2 separate regions of the Homo sapiens genome follow, and region 2 is linked to region 1. A link is a loop called in an ENCODE intact Hi-C map of the cell type or tissue named here. Cell type or tissue: heart left ventricle. All regions are shown on one strand. Links, peaks and the distances in the headings refer to the core of each region. The heading gives the core; the rest is flanking DNA.

What was found. A loop is a pair of places that touch in the nucleus more often than their neighbours do. Peaks named below come from ENCODE experiments on the same cell type or tissue, not always from the same donor. Only the 100,000 strongest peaks of a DNase experiment are listed, where the experiment ranks them.
Region 2: it touches region 1 in a loop (11-fold over the local background); 2 of 110 quality-filtered maps call a loop at or near these places.

The regions. Positions count from the first base shown.
Region 1 is chr11:70,406,166-70,414,494 of GRCh38, forward strand. It overlaps CTTN (cortactin), which reads left to right. Exons shown (of 18, transcript NM_005231.4): 3 at 1,133-1,219; 4 at 1,353-1,426; 5 at 3,666-3,795. The coding sequence starts at 1,133. Among named protein-coding and RNA genes, the nearest start is that of CTTN, 12 kb to the left of the region's middle. In heart left ventricle, for the core only: no CTCF peak of the experiment used is centred there; a DNase peak (open chromatin) is centred at 4,326; H3K27ac peaks cover 3,202 bases.
Region 2 is chr11:70,328,323-70,336,651 of GRCh38, forward strand. It overlaps PPFIA1 (PPFI scaffold protein A1), which reads left to right. Exons shown (of 28, transcript NM_003626.5): 8 at 1,851-1,997; 9 at 3,638-3,772; 10 at 5,148-5,231; 11 at 7,241-7,372. Among named protein-coding and RNA genes, the nearest start is that of MIR548K, 49 kb to the left of the region's middle. RefSeq lists a silencer at 1,050-1,186. In heart left ventricle, for the core only: no CTCF peak of the experiment used is centred there; no DNase peak of the experiment used is centred there.

The DNA.
Region 1 (8,329 bases), core at 106-8,105:
GGCAGACGGTTCTTCCCCAAGAGACAAAGTCGCACCTAGAAATTTGAGAGCACGCTGCCCTGATTGGTCCCTCACTGTCACATTGGATTTGGACTTGAGACCCAGCCAGGCTGGAGGGAGAGGAGCCAGATGGGACATTCTCAAGCTGCGAAGGGGTTTTGTCCAGTCCTGATTCAGGGCGCTAGAGTCCCAACATGGCACCTGAGAAAAAGTGAATTGGGTGTCCTCAGTTCAGACCCCTGGGCACAGCTTATGGTTGTTTGATTTAAAATAATCTCTCAGTTGCTCTGTGGCCTATGTGTAATTGTATTACTATTTCTGTGGAAAAGGAATCACTTCTTTTTATACATAGTTTGAAAAAAAAAAAAAAACCTTAAAATTTTATATTTTACCACTGCAGTTACAAGAATTGTCTTGTTAGGGTTTACAGATGTGCCATTGTTCTGTATAACAGAGAAAACCTTCCAGTCTTCAAGGGCTGAGGGAGAAGGTGGCTGCCCACTTGCAGAGCTGCCTGATAGAGGAAAAGGTGGCATTTTATATTCCTGTTTTCTTCCAAGTAGAGAGTAAAGCAATTCTCCAATAAACTACTTGAAACATTTATTAAATTGTAAGTCTGAATTAGGAAAATTATTGTTATGGTTTCAGTAAGCACTTGAAATCAAAATGGGTGCACTTTTTAAAAATGTGTGATAAAATACACATACCATGAGATTTACCATTAGTAACATTTAGTATATTTATAATACATAATCCAAAATGGTGCTTTTATTTTTGGTTGGAAACTATCATCATATGATTGAACAGAACAGGAATATGTTCTTAATGAATAAATAAGTGCACACACGACTTTTTTATTTTCCAGAAAATTTTCTCACTCAAGGTGAAGCCAAATAGTATTTCCAGTATATTTCTGACGTCAGGTGACGGCAGTGTTAGAACCCCGAGGTGAAATTTCTTTTACTCCTGTGGTTGTCAGTCAGGCTTATGGATCATGAAGGATTGGCTGGTCCTGCAGCCTCGTCCTCCTGGGTTGCCTAGAATCTCGGTAGTTTTGGCCAAAGGGCTCATCTGCTGGCCTCTGTGGATGGCGCCCTGAGGCCTCCGTAACCCTCCCCGGCTGCTCTTTCAGATGTGGAAAGCTTCAGCAGGCCACGCTGTGTCCATCGCCCAGGATGACGCGGGGGCCGATGACTGGGAGACCGACCCTGATTTTGTGGTAGGAGCCGCCAGCCTTTGCTTTCCTCTTTCATGAAGTGGAAGTGGCTCTCCTGGGTTTTTCTTTGATGGGGTGGTGGTTTGTCTGTGTCACAATCCAGGCTGTGAGATTTACTGGTCGCTTTTCTTTTCAGAATGATGTGAGTGAGAAGGAGCAAAGATGGGGTGCCAAGACGGTGCAGGGCTCCGGGCACCAGGAGCATATCAAGTAAGAGGCGTCGCCACCACCCTCCCGAGGGCCCCTCTGCGGATGGAGCCCCAGGTGCAACAGGGCCCATGGTCATCTGTGGAGGGACAGCCCGTGTGGAAACTGCATTTATCTTCTTGACCTGATACCCATGCAGTAAATGAATATAAGACACACACATATATGTGTATTTGTGTAATGTGTGTGTTTATATGTGTATATTTAGATACTTCTGTGCTCAGTAATTTTTAAATTCCCATTGCAAACAATTTCCGTATTTATAATTTTAGAGTGTCCGCTTCTCAGTATTGTGGCTTTTATCAGGGAACATTTGTCCCTAAGCTCTACCTTACAAGCGAGAGGTTTCTAAAGTATGAGATGTCTGAATAACTGAGACCTTAAATGCCCTGTCCCTTTTTTTATTATCTGGAAATGATTATGTGTTAATAGTGAGGTACTGTGAGCTTTGTGTTCTTATCGAAAGCCCAGAGTTGGGCACTGAGTGAACCCTGTCATTGTTTCTCACTTGGCACTATCTAAAATGCCAGCTCTTGGGGCAGTTTTTTTTTTCGTCAGAAAGTGTAGATAAAAGGAACTTTTAAAATATGCTCAGACTTTTATTTTAGGCCACGCTGGGTTCAGAGTGGATCCTCCTTTCCCTGGCTGTGAAGGCAGCACCACTGACCCGGTGACCGCCTCAGTATCCCGGGAAGACTGTCCCGCTTGACCACGGTCCCTTCAGCTGAGAAAGATTTAGTCCTTCCTCCAGAAAAGAAGGCACAGCCTGCACAATGGCTTTTTATTTTGTTGTTAAAGATTTATTTATTTATTTATTTATTTATTTTGAGACAGGGTCTCACTCTGTCACCCAGGCTGGAGTGCAGTGGTGCAATCATAGCTCACTGCAGCTTTGACTTCCTGGGTTCAAGCGATCCTCTCACCTCAGCTTCCTGAGTAGCTGGAACCATGGGCGCACACCACAATGGCTAGCTAAGTGCTTTTATTTCTTGTAAAGATGAGGTCTTGCTTTTGTTGCTCAGGCTGGTCTTGAACTCCTGGGCTCAGGTGATTCTCCTGCCTCAGCCTCCCAAAGTGCTGGGATCACAGGTGTGTGCCGCCGCACCTGGCCCCCAGTGGCTTTTTATACACAAGTTTTAGTCCCTCTCTGGCTTGCTCAGCACACTCCCTTCCACAGAAGCAGCTTCGGAACTCCGGTGGCCGTGCGGCTGCCCAGGACAAGAGACTGGAATGGGGCTGACTTGGGAGTCCACTGTAGCCTTGGGTATTTGCTATGGCGTTAAGCAGACTCCTGAATTCGTTGAGTCATCATACCTCTTCTCATCTCTTCTGTTCCCTGTGGCTTCAAAACATGTCTCGGAGGGTGGCTTGGAGAAAAAACAACTCTCCAGTACAAAACCCTTGGGCTGGTTAGGATTCAGAGAGGAACACATGGGGAATAAGCCCATTCTTCATGCTCTGGGGCCTTCCCAGGTTTTAGGAGTGGTGTCTTTCTTTCTCCTGCTCATAAGGGTATTGGGCGGTTTCCAAGCCTGGTTTGTATTTCATCTTCAATTCTAGGATTGTCGTCCAGATGTCAAAGGTGGCGTCCTGGTGTCTCCTGGGCAGAAAGTCCGAATGCCAAAGTGGCCTTCTTATCACTCTGGGGTCTCTCAATGACAGCTGTGTCTGGCCTACCAGATTTGAGCAAACCTTGTCATCTGTTTCATTATCTGCTGTATTAAAATTTTTTAATGGCATTTAGATGTTAAATTCTGAAACGCTTTCCTCTCATCTTTGAATGTATAAAAAAGCTGGAGTACTTCAAGTACAGACGAATCATCTGAATGTTCAGCACCACTGGACTTCTGCCAGTGGCCGAGGAAGGGACCATAGCCTCGTGTTTCCCCCTCTACCTCTGGATGATTACAGACTAGCTTTCCTATTTTCTGCGTGTGAAATAAAGGTCAGGCTTCAGTAGAGCCATCTTTAGCGGGGATTTGGGATGATCCCAGTGTCTGCCTTCAGATTCGTGTTCTGTCTCCCACAGAGCATGCGTCTGATACTGCAGACTGCCGAAGTGGGTGTACCAGCCGGCAGAATAGTCAGGAAGGCACAGTGCAGGGAGAGAATCGGTGAACATCAGATAAGCAGATTTACAAATTTACAAAGATAATGTCACCTGTTCTTATTTATCATACCAGGAGGCAAAGCTGCACGTCTGTTTTATTGATCTGTTCCTATTTTCATCTCTTCCATCAAGCATACACAAGCTGAGGGAGAATGTCTTTCAAGAGCATCAGACCCTTAAGGAGAAGGAACTTGAAACAGGACCAAAAGCTTCCCATGGCTATGGAGGGAAATTTGGTGTGGAACAAGACCGAATGGATAAGGTAAGTGGCCCGCGGCTGCCTATGCCAGGCTCCTGGTGTGCTTGGACCACTAGACTGGGTGGCAGAGTCGTCCCTCAGTCTTTCCTTAGATCAGCAGTTTTGAGTCCATCTGCTGAGGTTGCGATTTGCCCGGAGTAGACCCCTGTTGATTGGACTTACTCATGAAGTACTCTAGCTTTCTTCAAAGCTCTTTAGGAATCCTCAGAGGTGCTGGAGCACGGGTGTTAGTGGGGAGGCCCAGAGAGGGAGATTGGCCCTCAGAGGCAGCCTTGTGATAGGACAGAAGTCCAGAAGCATCCTGGCTCTAGGTGTCATCACTGTCAATGCCTGTGGTTCCAGTCTGTAGCCTAAGTCATGCCAGTCCGAAGACCAAAGTCAAATCTGTAGGTCCCCATGGTTCACAGCACACACGGAATCCAGCCAAAGGCCTGGCTAACATCCTTCATGCGTTCAGTGACCATCAGAGCAGTCTCCCTCGTGTAAATTCGGCGCGTACCAGGCTGGGGACAGTGCTCACTCTATTCGAGAGGTCTGGGCAAGCCTCCCAGCAGCTGTCATTGATGGGATGCAGACTGCCACGCAGACGTTGATTGAGGACGTTGGCCAAATGCATCCGGCTGCACCCGTGCTTTAGGTCCTCTCTACCTTAAGAAAGGGAGCCACGTTAGCTCAGGAGGGCTACCTTTTCCTTCCTGGAGAGAAGATGGAAGAGATCGCAGTGTGTTTGCATGTTTCTTCAGTAAAACAGACATCCTGGAGGTGAACTTTTGAGTCTGAGCAACATAAGCTTGTTCTGACCTGACAGATGCTTGCCTTTACTCTGTGGAAAGAAGTGTGTTAGCCAGTGTCGGATTCCAGCCGGTAATTCCATACCCCTCTCCCACCTCATGCACCAGCCAGATGAACATTTGAGCTGGGCACGGGATGATGTTGCCGTGTCACAGTGAGCTGCACCTTGCTCTGTCCCCCGCAGAGTAGATGATGTGGTGGGCCGGCAGGGCACCCCAAACCACGACCATAAATAGCCTGGGGGAGGAGTGGGGTGAGGGACCTTCTGCAGGAAAGAGACATGGATGTTGCTGCGTCACTACCACAGAGATGCCCTGACACCGAGAAGAGCAATGTGTGCAGAATCATCATCTTTGGAGTCTAAAAAAAGTCTGGTAGCTTTTAGGAGTGTAAACAGGCAGACGGACCCCTGAGTTCAGTGCAGCGAGCGAAGCAAGTGCACACGGACAGACGGAATCCATGTGTTCAGTGCAGCGAGCGAAGCGTGTGCACACGGACAGACGGAATCCATGTGTTCAGTGCAGCGAGCGAAGCGTGTGCACACGGACAGACGGAATCCATGTGTTCAGTGCAGCGAGCGAAGCGTGTGCACACGGACAGACGGAATCCATGTGTTCAGTGCAGCGAGCGAAGCGTGTGCACACGGACAGACGGAATCCGTGTTCAGTGCAGCGAGCGAAGCGTGTGCACACGGACAGACGGAATCCATGTGTTCAGTGCAGTGAACGAAGCAAGTAGATAGGAGCCTTTCCCACTGCAGACTGAGGCGAGCCCTGTGCTTAGGGGGCTTGTGGGGAGTTAGCGCAGAGAGACATTTATTCTAAAAATGGGGCTCCCTGCTGTGGGTTGGGAAAATTACATATTGGGGAAAAGAAAGGCAACGTGTCAGGAGAGCCTGGTAGGGAAGCTGCTGTGGCTTCTCTGCTGCTGCTCGGCCTGCACCTTTTTTCAGCGCGAATCTCGCTCACCCTAGAACCTGCAGCTCAGGCCTTCCCGAGTGCCAGGAGCTCCCTGGAAGAGCCCTCACTTCCCTCTCTCCTGTGCGGTCTCCACAGCAGCCTCTGCTTCCCTCATGAGCTGTCCTTGCCTCATCCTGCTGTCCTTCCCAGGGAGACTCCCCTCCGGGCTGGGCTTTTCAAGGGTCGGGACTTGTCATCCTCACCTTGTGCCTGGCTCAGTGCCACGTGCCCCCCCCTTAGGCCAGTGCTCTCATGGAACCAAGGAGGCTTATGGAGCCTTGCTCTCACCTCTCAGCCGGCAAGTTGGAGAGCTGTCCTAGCAGGGCGAGTCCAGCAAGGGATGCTGCTGCTGCTCAGTCCCAGCTGGCATCGGGGCCAGGTTAGCGCTCAGCTCAGGTCAGCACCATGGGACAGATACGTTGTCAAAAATAACTCAGGGCCAGGTACGGGACTGGCACCTGTAATCCCAGCATTTTGGAAGGCCGAGGCAGGATGATCTTATCAGCCCAGGAGTTTGAGACCAGCCTGGGCAACATAGCAAGACCCTATCTCTACAAAAACATAATTAACTGGGCATGGTGGTGCACACCTGTAGTCCCAGCTGCTTGGGAGGCTAAGCTGGGAGGATCACCTGAACCTGGGAGGTGGAGACTGCAGTGTCCTGTGATCGCACCATTACAGTCCAGCCTGGGCGACAGAGAGAGACGCTGTCTCAGGAAATAAATAGATTAAACTCAGATTCCAAACCGAAGGGGAAACGGCTTAAGTTATTTGTAACTTGCCCACTCCAGAAACTAAAAAAAAAATAAAAAATTGAAATCTCTGCGTTAAGACTTGAGGAATATGTGCTAGAGACTTCCAGAACAAAAGAAGACATTGAGGACAAGCACACGCGAGAGGAGCCTGGACGGGCTGTCAGGATTCTGTTTATGCTGGGGCCTGAGCACACTGCACCTTTCCCTTGCGGCCAGCGGTGGCTGCATCCATCACGCGGGGCAGGCTTCCTTCTTGATCCCTTGTCTCCTTGCATCCCGTAGCCCTGAGTCTACATATTCAGGCTTCAAGATACAATCTCCCCAGCGTGATTGTTTAATAACAGATTTTGTCAATGTGAAATCGAAGGCAATTTTGGAGATGAATCCCTTTCAATCAAAAAGCTGGAAACTTTGCCTAGTTGTCATTCTGGGCATGTCTTTAGATCAGTTTTCCTGTAACTTCCTTCTGATGAAAACTCATGCTGGGGAATCCCTTTGGCACGTCTGCCTCTGCCACTCCTTCATCTCTGTTTTCTGGGTGAGACCCCGGAGGACACGGATGGGCAGTCTCTGCCACAGAGGGTTTGGAGGTGATGGCTCATGTGGAAAGAGAGTCAGCTGCCAACCTCAAAACAAACGTGGGAAGAAGAGGGCGCAGCACAGGCCCAAGGCTTAGGGCAAGACCTGCTTTTTCAATAGGGGAAATAGTGGACACTCTCTGAGTTGCCTGCTGCGTCAGCACCGGTGTGGGATGCTGCTTGGGTTAGCAGGTTAGCATGAGTGGCTCCACATGCTAGAGGGAGTGAGAAGAGGGGTCCCGATGTGCCGTGGACTTTCTCCACGCCCTCTGCTGGGCCATGTGCCCGCACTGTCTGTGAAGGAGTCCTTGACCCGGCTCTGCTGTGAGGAGGGAGCCTCAGAACCCTGGGGCCTCGGTGTCAGGACTGGAGCAGGGCCAGTGCTTTGAGGTAGGAGATCTTTTCCACTTTGTGGACCAGAGGGTCTCTCAATAGAACTGCCGAACGGAGTTGCTGAATCACACAAGCAGCTGTGGACAGCACACCTGTGAATGGCTGTGGCTGTGTCCCAGAGGCGTTATTTACAGAAGAGCTGGGTGCCGGGTCTGGAAAGCCCAGGGGAACCTTGGGCTTTACCTGCTGGCTTTGGCGAACAGAAGGTCCCCAAACCTGTGTGCGCTGATGGGGGCTGACGACATTAATGATGCTGAAATGAGCTGGCATGGGAGCCGGCAGCTGGCTCCTGCCTGAACAGGGTGCTGCTCAGCGGAAATCCAGTGTGAGCCTGTGTCTTGCAGACTATTTTTGTTTATAGTCTATTAGAACAAAATAGTTTGCTGGCAGACTATTTTTTGTGCCGATTCTTTGGTCATGTGATTCACAGAGGTCCCACTTCAGTAGATGCCAGCAGTCTCCACACCAGCGGGTCTCACGGATCCTGCCACAGGCTGCCAGCTCTGTGTACCTTCTTCATGCCCGGTCGTGTCAGAAATCCCCACTGGTGGCCCCGACCTGTGTCCAGGGTTCGTGTGCAGCTTCCAGGAGCCCAAGGGCTGGGGTGGGCCGTGAAAGCCTGCACCAAGGGCTGGGCGCGGTGTCTCACGCCTGTAATCCCAGCACTTTGGGAGGCCGAGGCGGGTGGATCACAAGGTCAGGAGATGGAGACCATCCTGGCTAACACGGTGAAACCCCGTCTCTACTAAAAATACAAAAAATTAGCCAGGCATGGTGGCGGGTGCCTATAGTCCCAGCTACTCGGGAGGCTGAGGCAGGAGAATGGCGTGAACCTGGGAGGCGGAGCTTGCAGTGAGCCGAGACCCCGCCACTGCACTCCAGCCTGGGCAACAGAGCAAGACTCTGTCTCAAAAAAAAAAAAGCCTGCACCAAGGACCCGGGCCTCCCAGGAGTCGTGTCGCCTTCCTTGGCTCCCCAGATGGGTGTGTTAATGTAAGGTTTCCCTGCACTGACCAGGATGTGGCCTCCCCCAGCCCTGCTCTGGGAGGAAGTGAAGCGC
Region 2 (8,329 bases), core at 62-8,061, 78 kb before region 1:
ACATGAGGTATTTTGTTTTTCTGTTTCTGTGTTTGCTAAAGATAATGGCCGCCAGCTCCATCCATGTCTCTGCAAAGGACATGATCTCATTCTGTTTTATGGCTGCATAGTATTCCATGGTGTATACGTACCACATTTTCTTTATGGAGTCTATCATTGATGGGCATTTAGGTTGATTCCTTGTCTTTGCTGTTGTGAATAGTGCTGCAGTGAACATACGTGTGCGTGTGTCTTTATAATACAACGATTTATATTCCTTTGGGTATATACCCCGTAATGGGATTTCTGGGTTGGTATTTCCATCTTTAGGTCTTTGAGGAATCTCCACACTGTCTTCCACGATGGTTGAACTAATTTACCCTCCCACCAAGAGCAGGAAAACATTCCTTTTTCTCCACAACCTCACCAGCATCTGTTACTGATTGACTTTTCCACAATAGCCATTCTGACTGGTGTGAGATGCTGTCTCATTGTGGTTTTGATTGGCATTTGTCTAATCGGTGATGTTGAGCTTTTTTCCCCTATCACTTGTAATATTTAGACTTTGCTAACTTTAGTCATTTTATAAATAGGGAACAACTTGAAAATAGTGAATTCTGGGGGTGGAGGACAGGTATTTCTCAAGCAAAAAGTTCTGGTCCTAGCCTTAAGTGTTTGAAACTGTATAGTAATCATCTTGTAGACTTCAGGTAGTTGCATCCAATTAAATTAAACTGGTACTTCTGTTTCCATTTGTCAATATGCTTGAGTCTTGTAATTGTATGAGAGTTCATCCAACCCTTATCCTAGAAAGTGAGACTTGTATCTCACTACTGTGTCCACTGAGAGAGGCCGCACCCTGTCCTGTGTGAGACCATTTGTAGCGTGAGGCAGACGTAGACTGCGTCTTCTTTGAGGACACTTTCACCTCCTTGAAAAATATTTAGATATTTGAGTGTATATATTTTTATAATATTATGTAGAAACAGGAAAGCTTGGTCAACTGAGTGGCCAGACATAGTATTAAGAGAGACAAGTCTTTGTTAATCGTATAGGTGAATATTTATGGTATTTGAGGTAGTTACATTTTCATTCACATTTGAGAAAATTGACATCTTCATCAATTTAATTTTGAGGACATTATTATTTATTTATTTATTTTTGAGACAGGATCTCTCTCTGTTACCCAGGCTGGAGTGCAGTGGCGCCATCATAGCTCACTGCAGCCTTGAACTGCTGGACTCGAGCAATCCTCCTGTCTCAGACTCCCAAGTACCTGGGACTACAGGGGCGTGCCACCATGCGTGGCTAATTTTTGTTTCTTTAAAATGTTTTTGGCCAGGGACACTGGCTCACGCCTGTAATCCTAACACTTTGGGAGGCCAAAGGAAGGCCAAGGAGGATCTCTTGAGCCCAGGAAACTCAAGACCAGCCTGGGCGATATAGTAAGACCTCTATTTCTACAAAAAATTAAAAATTAGTTGGATATAGGAGTGTGCGCTTGTAGTCCCAGCTACTGGGAAGATTGAGGTGGAAGGATCCCTTGAGCCTGGGAAGTCAAGGCTGTGGTGAGCCTTGATTGCACCACAGCATTCCATCCTAGGTGATAGAGGGAGACTCTGACTCAAAAAACAAAATAAAATATTTTTGTAGAGACAAGGTCTTGAACTCCTTGCCTGAAGCCATCCTCCCGCCTTAGCCTCCCAAAGTGCTGTGATTATAGGAGTGAGCTGCTGTATCTGGCCTGAGGATGCTAATTTTTAATTTGATTGGAAATTTGGGATTTACTTCAGTTTTTTTCTCTCTTAAGTATCTTAATGTGTAATCGTTAATTACCTACTTTTTTGTCCCCTCTGAAATACCTAATTTAGGCCATGGCCCAAAAGGAAGATATGGAAGAGAGAATCACTACTCTTGAAAAACGCTACCTCGCTGCACAGCGTGAAGCCACATCTGTGCATGACCTCAATGATAAACTTGAAAATGAAATTGCAAATAAAGATTCTATGCATCGACAGGTAATGGATTTTATCGACCTTTGTCTGGCTTTAGTTAATTATTAATGAAGTTAAAGACCCTTTTTCTCTCACTTTCATGTTGGAAATCAAGTCCAAATATCAAGTTTTTATGACCTTAGAATATTATGTTCAAGACATGTGGGAGTTCCTTCAGTTTAGAGGTTTTGATTACGTAGGATTTGATTTAACCAATTTTGTCCTCAGTTTTTTCTTTTGTTGTAATTGAAAGTTAATCTATTGCTTGTTAGCATTTTTACCAAAGGAGCAGAGAGTGGCAAAGAACTTCAAGGCAATTGGCTATTTGTAACTAAGTGGGAGCACTATGATACATGAATAGTATGACAAATGAAGTCTTGGTCGGATGCGGTGGCTCATGCCTGTCATTCTAACACTTCGGGAGGCTGAGGTGGGAAGATCGCTTGAGCCCAGGAATGTGAGAACAGCCTGTCTCTACAGAAAATTAATAAATTAGCCGGGCATGGTGGCATGTGCCTTTAGCCCTAGCTACTCAGGAGGCTAAGGAGGGAGGATGACTTGAGCCCTGGAGTTCAAGGCTTCATTGTGCTATGATTGTGCCACTGGACTCCAGCCTGGGCCACAGAACGAGACCCCGTCTCTAAAATAAAAAATGCGGCCAGGCGCGGTGGCTCACACCTGTAATCCCAGCACTTTGGGAGGCCGAGGCAGGTGGATCATGAGGTCAGGCATTTGAGACCAGCCTGACCAACATGGTGAAACTGCGTCTCTACTAAAAATACAAAAATTAGCTGGGCTTGGTGGCGCGCATCTGTAATCCCAGCTGCTACTCAGGAGGCTGAGGCAGGAGAATCGCTTGAACCCAAGAGGCGGAGGTTGCAGTGAGCCGAGATTGTGCCACTGCACTCCAGCCTGGGTGACACAGCTAGACTCCGTCTCAAAAAAAAAAAAAAGGCAGTGAAGTCTGTAGTAAGAAATTGGGTCTCCTGTGGTTTCGTAAACCATACTTATTCTTGTAATTACGAGTATCACTGTATTCCAGCCTGGGTGACAGAGCAAGACTCTGTCTTTAAACAAACAAAAAAAAAGCTTCTTAAAAGTTATTTAGGAAAAGCAAACACTTTGACAAGAGGTGTTTTGCACATTGAAACCAAGACCAGGAAAGTGGGCATGTACTCCTGGCAGCAAGAAAACCTTACCCAGGCCGGGCACAGTGGCGCACACCTGTAATCCCACCACTTTGGGAGGCTGAGGCGGGTGGATCACTTGAGGTTAGGAGTTCAAGACCAGCCTGGCCAACATGCCGAAGTCCTGTCTCTACTAAAAATACAAAAATTAGCCAGACCTGGTGGCACATGCCTGTAATTGCAGCTACTCAGGAGGCTGAGGCAGGAGAATTGCTTGAACTCAGGAGGTGGAGGTTGCAGTGAGCCAAGATTGTGCCACTGCACTCCAGCCTGGGTGACAAAGCGAGACTATGTCTCAAAAACAAAAACAAAAACAAAAACAAAAACAAAAACCTGACCCAGAAGCAACTCCCATCACTGTAGCTCTTCCATCATGACTCTCTTAGTCTGTATCTGCATTTCAGTTTGTTTCAATCTGTTAAAAACTGATCAGCTAGAAGATTTGTTGCATTTTGATGCTTTGCTCTCATTTTATAGACTGAAGATAAAAACCGCCAGTTACAGGAGCGCTTGGAATTGGCAGAGCAAAAGCTGCAACAGACACTGAGGAAGGCAGAGACGCTCCCGGAGGTGGAGGCGGAGCTGGCCCAGAGGGTGGCAGCGCTTTCCAAGGTAGTGCCATGAGCTTCATTCTGGTTCGGCTGCCAGGCCTGTGACTGTGCCTTGCCTGTGTACCTTGTTTGTCACTGTTCTTATTACATCAGCACCTAAATCCGTGGAAGAGCACGGATTTGGTTTGAGTGCTCTTTCATCTGAGATTGGAACACTTTGTAAATGCCAGACATGATCCTTTTATCCCGAAGTCTACCTTGGTTTTGTGAGCTGTATACTATTTGTCCACGGCATGTGTGATCTGAGAGTTACTGCTTCTTAGAATTGTTTTGGTCACCAGCTTAAGCATAGGATAGAAGTCTCTGTAAAAGAAGGGTAGTTTTTCTCAGAAATAGGAAGATGCCGTTCTTTTAAAAACACCATCAAGATAAATTCTTCATAAACACATTTTTAAGTAATTTTATTATTTTGAAATTACTTAAAAATGTATTTTTAAGTAATATTTATTATTTTGAAATTACTTAAAAATGTGTTTTTAAGTAATATTTATTCATTTGTCCAACAACTGTTGACTAGGCATGTGCAAGACACAGTCCCTCCAAGTTCTCCCCATTCATGAGGGAAGCAGCTAAAGAGGCAAATGCTGTCATAGGTCCTGGGATCGGCGAGTACCCAGGGAGCGCATCACCGGGCACAAACCCAGCCTCTGGGGCGTGGGGAGCCCAGCACTGCAGTGCCAGGCAGGCGAGCAGCAGGAGCTGAGGCCCCTGTCTGTCGTCCTGAGTCTTCTTGCTCAAGCTTTTCAAGCTGCTGGGGAGGGCATCCTTCTGGACCATTCAGATGGTTTTAGGGCTCACACACCTGTTCCTTCTAGCAAGTTTGTTGCTAACAGCTGTAAGAACCTATCCTCCCACTCCATGATCTGCTTTTAAAGTCTCGATTTCTTTTCTCCCCTGTTATCTTTCCTGTCCCTTGTCGGCTTTGTAGTCTGACCTTTTGTCTTCTGGGAGCTCTGCTGCTAAGGAAGCTAAACTGTTGGAACTTACTTCCAAGCTTAGGAAGGTAGAATGGGTGCACTGCTCCTTGCTTGTGCTTGCCGCTGCTTTCTGCTTTCCATGCTTACTAACCAGAAGCAGTCCAAGGATGGGAGAATCACGACTCCATTGAGATTGGGCATAGGGGTTGGGGGGAAAACACCCAGTCAGTCGCCAGCAGCAGCCATGCTTCAGAATCACCAACACAAGAGGGCTAGCCACCTCATGGCCCAGCACGTGAAGCCCCGTAGGCTGTGTTGATGGATGAGTACATGCTTTCCATTTAGTATGGCGGAGCAGCCCACGCAGAGCATGTTGTGCCTGTTGCCACTGCAGTGGTATGCAGCATGTCGTTAATGAAGTGTAAGGATGACGTCAGCGTACGCTGTTTCTGCTGACAGGCTGAAGAGAGACACGGCAACATTGAAGAAAGGTTACGACAGATGGAAGCACAGTTGGAGGAGAAGAATCAAGAACTGCAGCGGGTGAGCATGCAGCCCTGAGGGTGGGGGCGCTGAGTGGGTGCTGCAAGGTCATTGCTCGGCTGTGGGGAGCTCAGGGCCTCCCACCCCTGACTGAGATGTTGGTCCTCCAGCTCAGTTCTGGTCGCGTGCATTTGTTTTGCACCCTCATCTGTGAGTCGCCTGCTAATGCGTACATCCCACACAGTAGTTGTTTTCAGTCAGTATTGGGAGCTGCGGAAGAAATTTGAGATCCTAGGCAGTACTTCAGGTGTCCAAAAATGCTTCTTGCTTGTCTAGCGGCCTATCAGGGGAACTGTTCTAGGTAGCTGTGGTACCGGCGTGGCCCCCCTACCCCCTGCAAATGTAGAGGCAGGTCCATTGTCCTGAATGACTAGTCCACTTTTCTAGGATATGGCACTGAATTCCCACATGCAGGTCAGAGGCCTGACCTCTGTCCCAGGTTAAAATACTCCAAACATAATGGCGTGTTGGAATGAATGTTTCTAAGCAAGAGCAACACCGTAATTGAGCTACAATAAAAAGCACTAGGAAGGAGTGTGGCAGTGGAGACTTCTGTCCATTGAATCCTAAGATTGTTTTCCTGAAAGAGTTGGGTGGATGTCAATATGGAACATCCAGGAAAAAGATATAGCAAGAGCAGTCCCAGGGCCAGCTGGTACCAGGCCTGGGGTTTGGGGTAGATTTCTCTTTAACAAGTAGGTGGAGAAAGGAAGCATGCAGCGTCTAATTTTAGAACTCTTGCACCGTCACATCAGCCCACTTTATAACATTAATTTAAGGCTACTAGATTTTGTTTTCACCAGAAATCTGTATTCTTGGCCATGCCCTGCAGAGAATCAAAGGAGCTTCTGGGAAACGACGATTCCGACTCCCAGTGAGAGGGTGCATTTTAGGCAGTCCCCACCTCCCCTTCCAAAATGCACACTCATGCTCACAGACACAACAGTGAACTTTAAGCTGTGTTCTTTAAAAATTATTTAAATGCTGACGGAAAATAAGCACAAAGAAGGATATTGTTTCTTTCCCAAGAGGAAGTATGCGATACTCCGTATGGCACATGATGTGCTGGACCCTTTCAGGTAATGATAGTTGCTACATGTTAGACCTTATGAGAAAAGGAGAGGTCACTACCCATGTTTTCCCAGTGCAGAAATTGGGCGCACGGGGTTCGAATGCACTGCTGATGGCGCGGTCTCATGGCTGTCTCCTCCTGCCTGGGCAGCATGACTCGGGTGCACGTCGTAACCCCGTGCCATTGCCTCCTGCCTGGGAGGAGCCCCCTGAGCACTGCAAGGGCACTTGGGCGATGAGGGCATGGAGGTGCCACCTGGACAGGTGCCACCTACTGACACTTCCTGTCCCTTTCTGCCTGTCATTTGAGAAACAAAGGTTTTAAACCATGAATTTGATTATGGTTTTATAAAATAATAGACATGTCAGTTTTGTTACTACATATTAAAATTACTTAAGGTAATTATTTATAATTTTTGAATGTAAATTTCCATTACGAGAAATTTAAGCAACATAAAGATATAAAGAAAAAATATGAAGGTCTCTCTAGCACAATTTTTTTTTCCAAAACAAACTTTTTAACTTTTTTGCTTTGTAAATTAAGTTCACCCTTCCTCCCCAAATCCAGACCCAAGCTTTTAGTTACACAAGGGGAAATTCCTCTACCAGCGTGGAGACAGGCTCATCCTCTAAATATCTGCTATAAATCTGCTCCTTAAGTCCCTCTGACAGTTAACAACTAGTGACATTCCTGAGGAGTCCTGTGGCAGGAGCAGTGGGACCTTCTAGTTAATGACCTTTCCAAGACTTGTCCCGTGCTCCCTGTGTCCATGAGTTGGTTCTGGTCACCATGCAAAAGTCCACTCAAGATGGCAGTGTGGGGAGCAACTGGGGGAGGGGAGGGCACACATGGGGCTCACCCTGTTGGTCCTTGTGCTTTTAAAATAATGATCGAGGATTTACGTGAGGTTTATAAGACTTTGTTTCTCCTGCTTTAGGCAAGGCAAAGAGAAAAAATGAACGAAGAACATAATAAACGTTTATCAGACACTGTTGACAAGCTGCTTTCAGAATCTAATGAGAGGCTTCAACTTCATCTTAAAGAGAGAATGGCTGCTTTGGAAGATAAGGTAAGTTAGATAACACGGACATGCTGGAGCTTTCCCACCCTCTGCCAAAAGATTGCTCATCTGCCCCTGAGCAGGCGTGTGTAACAGTGGTTAGCAGCTGTTACCGAAAATGGGAATTATTCTTTAAAGTGGAAAAGGTATGCACAGTTATCCAGTCACTGAATTAACTTATTGTTTGCTAAGTCCATGCCCCATTTGTGTGTATGGGAAATTGTTTATCATTCTTATTCTCTAGAATGAGAGTAGGTAAGTGGTTTTTATAAAGGGCCAGATTGTAAATATTTTAGGCTTTTAGTAGTTATGAGTAATTAAATAATTTTATGCCAATCAAGTCATTAGCACAAAAGCAGCCATAAATAACGTGTAAATGAATGAGTCTGGCTATGTTCCAATAAAATTCATTTGTAGAAACAAGCAGTGGGCTGGTTTTGGCCGTCAGGTTCTAGTTTGCCAGCCCCTGCACTAGGATCATTTTTTGGGCCCAACCCTCACCCCTTTATTATTCATGCATTGGAAGTTAATTTCTGGCTGGGCGTGGTGGCTCACGTCTGTAATCCCAGCACTTTGGGAGGCTGAGGCAGGCAGATCACTTCAGCCAGGAGTTCAAGACCAGCCTGGCCAACATGGCCAAACGCCATCTCTACTAAAAATATAAAAATTAGCCAGGCCTGGGGGCACCCGCCTGTAGTCCCAGCTACTTGAGAAGCTAAGGCATGAAAATCGCTTGAACCCAGGAGGTGGAGGTTGTAGTGAGCCAAGATTGCGCCACTGTACTTCATTCAGCCTGTGTGACAGAGCAAGATCCTGTTTCAAAAAAAAAAAAAAAAAGTTAATTTCTGTCTCATTTATAAATAGGTCACTTAGGTTGTATCGTGTACTAGAAAGGGTTCAGTCAGCTGAAACCAAATAAATATTCCAACCTCTACCTTCGTTCTTTTTCATTTGATTTGGAAAAAG